2 separate regions of the Mus musculus genome follow, and region 2 is linked to region 1. The links are chromatin loops, found by intact Hi-C in ENCODE. Cell type or tissue: left cerebral cortex. All regions are shown on one strand. Links, peaks and the distances in the headings refer to the core of each region. The heading gives the core; the rest is flanking DNA. Region 1 has its middle 140 kb from the start of Cst10. Region 2 has its middle 130 kb from the start of Gm14133.

Region 1 (2,929 bases), core at 263-2,762:
ACACAATAAGGAGTATGGTTTACTATATATGCTAGAATTGTAGCTGAATCTCTTTCTCTGTCACACTGATTTTCCACATTTCTGACAATGAAAGGATCAGGGGTATAGTAAAATTTTAAAGTGGTATTTTATTTAAAATCCAAGTGAAGAAATTCCTTAAAAAATAAAAATAAAAAAAGGAGAATGAAACTTACTGCAAAGATATATTTCCACCTAGAAAGATGTGTTTCTCTACAGCGAACAATGTTGCCTTGGTCGTCTGATTTTAATTAAATGCATCACCTCTCCAGAGGTACATACACTGTATTAAATTTTTACATTAGTCATTAAAGATTCATTTTTAGTGTCCCTCTCTTGATAGAGTAATTCTCCAAGTATTGGATTTTATTTTTCATTTTAAATTATTCTCTCCTCTAGTCCAGTGTCAGTCACTTACTTGCAACAAAACACTGGGTGAAATGTAACTATTTGAATGAATAAAGCAGGCACTCCAGAGAATGAAGCCATCCTGCTGTGTTTGTAATGAAATCTATTTCTCTTTGATGATCTCAATTAAAAGAAGTTAAGAATTAGAAGTGTGACTTTAATTATTTCTTGATGTATCTTGTTCTTTTTTGCCAAGCAGAGGGGGAAAAGCTAGCAAGCAAGAGCTTCTGTGAGGATTTCCTGAGCTAACTTTTGCACAAGGTCTCTGAAATACGTTGTGCTTCTCAGGGATGTGTACTAGCCATTGATCATCGCCAAGGAAAGGGCAGGGAATCTTTGCTACTGGATTCTTATAAATAGTTCCAAAGTATGGAGATGAAATTACAGTTCTCTATAGCCCCTTATCTCGGGTCAGACATTCTGGTTAGGTCTAGATGAGTTACTCCCTTCATCTATCAACTATTTACCATGTATAATATGAAAGCCCTCCCCCCAACCCTCAGACTCAGGTATTGAATGCTTGGCCTCCAGCCTGTGGCAGTGTTTTGGGAGGCTGTGAATGATTGCTCCTTAAAGTTGTATTTTCAGGTATTTTGTCATAGCAATGTAAAGTACCTAAGCTAGTGGCTGGTAGATGGTGATCAACTCTCAGCAGCTTTGTCTTCAAGGGGTTAAAAGCTATGTCTGCTTACATGGGTGGTACCTTGGTACAGGTAGGTGGAGATTGAAAGCTTGGAGTTACATAGTCACTTCATCACCACCAAGTCATCTAGAGGTCTCAGTAGAAGGATTGTCAGGTTTTCTACAGGAAGACTCAATGTTCCTGTAGAAGTGTTGAAAAAAAGATGGAGAACCGAAGCCACCAATTTTGTAAGGCCTAGCATCTAAACATGCAGTGCCACTCGTGCAACACATGGTTTTTCAGCCAAAGTATCCACAGAGCCAGCTACAGTTAATGTGAGTGTCATAGACTCCAGATGGTAGTTGATAGCTTGCCAAAGGAAATGTGGATCTTATGAATCTTATCTATCCTTCTACAGCACATTTCACACAGAACAATAGCCCTCATTATCTCTCAGCAGATACATAAAAATTCTGCTTCCCTTCAGAGCACAGCCTAGGATGCCCTTCCCTTCATATGTACAAAACTAGGTAATGAAGAATGCTGAACTCCAAATTTAATAGATACCCGTGGTTGTCCCTGGGACAACCTTCAAATTACTTAATTAAAAAACATTAGATATTGGACTGTGATTCTGTTCTGAAGCTGTGTTGGGAGAGAAAGTATTTTTGAAGAGAGAAACTTTTCTTAGCTTTTGTCTCATAAATTTTTATAAATTTTAAGATGGTCACAGACTTTGTGGGTGGGAACGTAGACATCCTACTACCTACCCCCCCACCCTGACACATATATTCACAGTTAGTTTGTTCAAACTATAAATAAATCTTTTCCCAAACTGTGTTTCCAAATTTCCTTTAGAATATAAAGAAGCTTGGCTGTGGTTTTATGAACTTGTATCCTGTAAAACATTGTATCTAAAAGTCTAGTGTAAAATTGTACTACCTGTCTTCTACATTTACATATAAAAAAGCTGAAGAGACATGTTTAGTTCTTCATATCTTATGGAATACATTTATAGAAGAACATAATGAAAGGTTCAATTATATCTATTTACCATAAACTAATTGAGACCCTTTGTGTTCTCTTTCATGTATGCCAGGAACTGCTTTAGATCCTCGCAAGACTAAATGAATCACTACAGTCTATTGATGGTGGCTGAATGAGGGGAAGTCAGTTTTCTACATGGATGAGGTCCCTGGTAGGTTACATACATAATCCTAGTGGTCACACAAAAACACGTTGAGCAACACTAAATTGACTCGGTAGTTCTCTCTCTCTCTCACACACACATACACACATACACACACACACACACACACACACACACACACACACACACACGTGCATGCAAAGACAAATACAAAGGGTCAGATGAGCATACATATCAGAGTGAGTATGGAACACAAGAGGAGTTGGAGGGGAGGAAGAAGGGTACAAATAATAGAAATGCAGTATTCATGTATGAACTTCAACAACAAATAAAACATTTTTTTAGAATATTCTATTTCTATTTTTAATATTTTTATTAGGTATTTTCCTCATTTACATATCCAATGCTATCCCAAAAGTCCCCCATACCCTCTCCCCAACCCTCCTACCCAACCACTCCCACTTTTTGGCCCTGGCATTCCCCTGTACTGGGGCATATAAAGTTTGCATGACCAATGGGCCTCTCTTTCCAGTGATGGCCGACTAGGCAATCTTTTGATACATATGCAGCTAGAGTCAAGAGCTCCAGGGTACTGGTTAGTTCATAATGTTGTTCCACCTATAGGGTTGCAGATCCCTTTAGCTCCTTGGGTGCTTTCTCTAGCTCCTCCATTGGGGGCCCTGTGATCCATCCAATAGCTGACTGTGAGCATCCACTTCTGTGTTTGCTAG
Region 2 (2,929 bases), core at 218-2,717, 120 kb before region 1:
TCTAAGGCTTCCAGAAATTAAGCAGCTCCTTTAAAGGCAGATCGTTAGCGACCATATAGTCTTACTCCTAGACTAGAGTTCCTGTTTATGGAATTCAGATGGAGCTCTATCTCCAGTATGCACGTGGATACATGGATAGACAGTAATTGTTCCAAAGAATAAGAGAAGGCTGAAAGGATTAGTGCAGAGCTCTATAAGACCCATCTGACTTTAGGTGCTACTGTTGCCCAGTTGCCTTTAAGATAGAAACTTAAATGCTGTCTTGTTTATGTGGCTTGTAAGAATATTAAGAGACACATTTCTCTGAAATACTCAGCAGAGCAGCTGGAATAGACTACAATGCCAGTTAGAACAATGACCAACTGACTTTAATAAAGTAGGTTTTACAAGAATTTCTGAGAGGCAGAGGCACCATTAACCCTCCACAGTCTTCAGCTGTGGATTCAGCCATACCTCTCTTGGACTCAAGTATCATTCTTAGGAGGTCTGAACTCTGCCGCTTCATGCAGAATCACCCTTGTCCTCTCTTCCATTCTGTTCTATCTTCTAATCTTCTCAAAGTTCCTACTGGAATTGCTATGGTTATTCTCATATTTATTTAGACTTTACATCTCTTGTTAGTTGCTTCTTTGCCCAACAGCCTCAGTTTTCATCATTTCCCAAATACTACCCATCTTTTCTCAACAGTCTGTCCCATTCACTAAATTTACTTCACTGCACAAACAGAAATGTTTTGTAGTGCTGCTCCTAGGTACTCCATAAAAGGTTGTTTGCACTTTGTCAGTAATTTTATTGAATGATGCATTCACAACACAGAAAAAAATGTGTCTCTGTTTATTAAGGACCATCTTTCTTTCACTTACAAGCAATGCATTGATTGTCCCACGTGTAGTGGTGCATTTATGCAATCCTCGCAAGTGGGAGATTGAGGCAGCAGGGTTGTTAATTCCAAGCCAACCTACATAAATTCATTTAACAACATTATTTTATTTCTGAGGTTTCTGGTAATTATCTAGAAATCATACAACATATTTTTTTTTCTCTAGAAGTAAACAGGAAGCTGAACCCTGAGGCCCTTTTATTCATTCTAGAAAGCCTTGCTCTCCTATTGTAGAGCTTGAGGAATTTCAATATACTTATCAAGTCCTCTGGGACTTGTGGATGGGAATAGTCATAATTTGTGTCAAGCTTCTGTCCTAACACATTCATCTGTTCTCTACCACCCACACAGGCTTGACTCACTGCCTTCCTGGACTTCCACATAAATAAATGGGACAAGAGATAAGCAAAATGAAAGAGAGATTTCTACCATGCATACATGTACATACATTGCCCAGTCAGCACAGGAGAGGTCAGTTTAGATTTTTAGAAAGATAATGGACTTCCCACTGGAAATTAAGCTATATATGATAAGTCATATATATGATGAAAGATTTATAAATGTAATACATTAAAAAACTCTTATAAATCATCACTATAAAGTCAACCAGGTAGGCAAAGGTGTGAAAAGGCAATTCTGCAAAGTATTATATAGTAAGGCAAAAAGAGCACTTAATGATTCTCATTGTTATCCATTAAGCAAATCTCAATCAAAACCACCTGATAGACTCCTTAAGAGCAGCAAGATGGCCACCATGAAGTGGACAGATAATGAGAAATAGGTGCGGATTAAAAGGGTGCAACAGAACTACTGTTTGGTGAGTGGGAAGGTAGAAGGTTGCCACTGCCTTGGGAACTTGGGTAGTTATTCTTTAAAAGGTTGGACATAGAGTGATCAGATGTCTGCTATTCTACTTAGTCTATATCAAAAATGAAAGTCTATGTTCATATAAAAATATTATACATGTTTTTCCTATGGGGTTGCAAACCCCTTCAGCTCCTTAAGTCCTTTCTCTAACTCCTCCATTAGGGACCCTGTGCTCAGTCCAATGGTTGGCTGTAAGCATCAGCCTCTGTATTTGTCAGGCTCTGGCAGAGCCTCTCAGGAGGCAGTGATATCAGGCTCCTCTCAGCATGCACTTCTTGACATCCACAATAGTGTCTGTGTTTGGTGACTGTATATGGAATGGATTCCCAGATGGGACAGTCTATGGATGGTCTTTCCTTCAGTCTCTGCTCCACACTTTGTGTCCATATTTACTTCCATGAGTATTTTGATTCCCGTTCTAAGAAGGACCAAAACACCCAACCAAACAGACTCCCTAGAGTTCCCAGGGACTAAACAAACAACCAAAGAGTACATATGGAAGGACTTATTGCTCCAGCCACATATGTAATAGAGGATGGCCTTGTCTGGCATCAATAGGAGAAGAAGCCCTTGATCCTGTGAAAGCTTGATGCCTCAGTGTAAGAGAGTGTAGGGCTGGGAGGCAGGAGTGTGTGGATGAGTAGGGGGGGGGGAACAGCTTCATATAAGCAGGAGGGTGGGGACATGGGGTAGGGGATTTCTGGGGGTAAACTGGGAAAGGGGATAACATTTGAAATGTAAATAAAGTATCCAATAAAAAAAGAAGTTGAAAAAATTATACATGAATGCTCATAAAATATCTGTAGCAGTTAAAATTGGAAATAAAGTATAGAATATACATACAAAGTTAATATTCGAATACAGTTGTCCTTTTATTAAACAATAAAATGAAATTATGACACATGCTACACGTATGGACCATTTAAAAACAATTTTAAGACAAAGGTTTCAGGCAGCCCAAGCTGGTCGTAAACTCTATATGTAACTGAGAATGACCTTGAACTTCTGATCTTTCTCCCTTATCCTGCCAATTGCTGTGATCATAAATATATATCACACTGTCACACCTGGTCATGAATGGACTTTCAAAGTATACTGTGGAGTGGGAAGAGGCTCATGAGCCCCCATCCCTAGCTGACAAGTTGTTGACAATTGATGTCTTCTTAAGGAGGGAGAGTCAGG

Evidence for each region. Peaks named below come from ENCODE experiments on the same cell type or tissue, not always from the same donor. Only the 100,000 strongest peaks of a DNase experiment are listed, where the experiment ranks them.
Region 2: it touches region 1 in a loop (2.6-fold over the local background); 2 of 42 quality-filtered maps call a loop at or near these places.

What each region holds. Positions count from the first base shown.
Region 1 is chr2:149,544,367-149,547,295 of GRCm38, reverse strand. No RefSeq gene overlaps it. Among named protein-coding and RNA genes, the nearest start is that of Cst10, 140 kb to the right of the region's middle. In left cerebral cortex, for the core only: no CTCF peak of the experiment used is centred there; DNase peaks (open chromatin) are centred at 1,389 and 1,766.
Region 2 is chr2:149,662,864-149,665,792 of GRCm38, reverse strand. No RefSeq gene overlaps it. Among named protein-coding and RNA genes, the nearest start is that of Gm14133, 130 kb to the left of the region's middle. In left cerebral cortex, for the core only: no CTCF peak of the experiment used is centred there; a DNase peak (open chromatin) is centred at 1,227.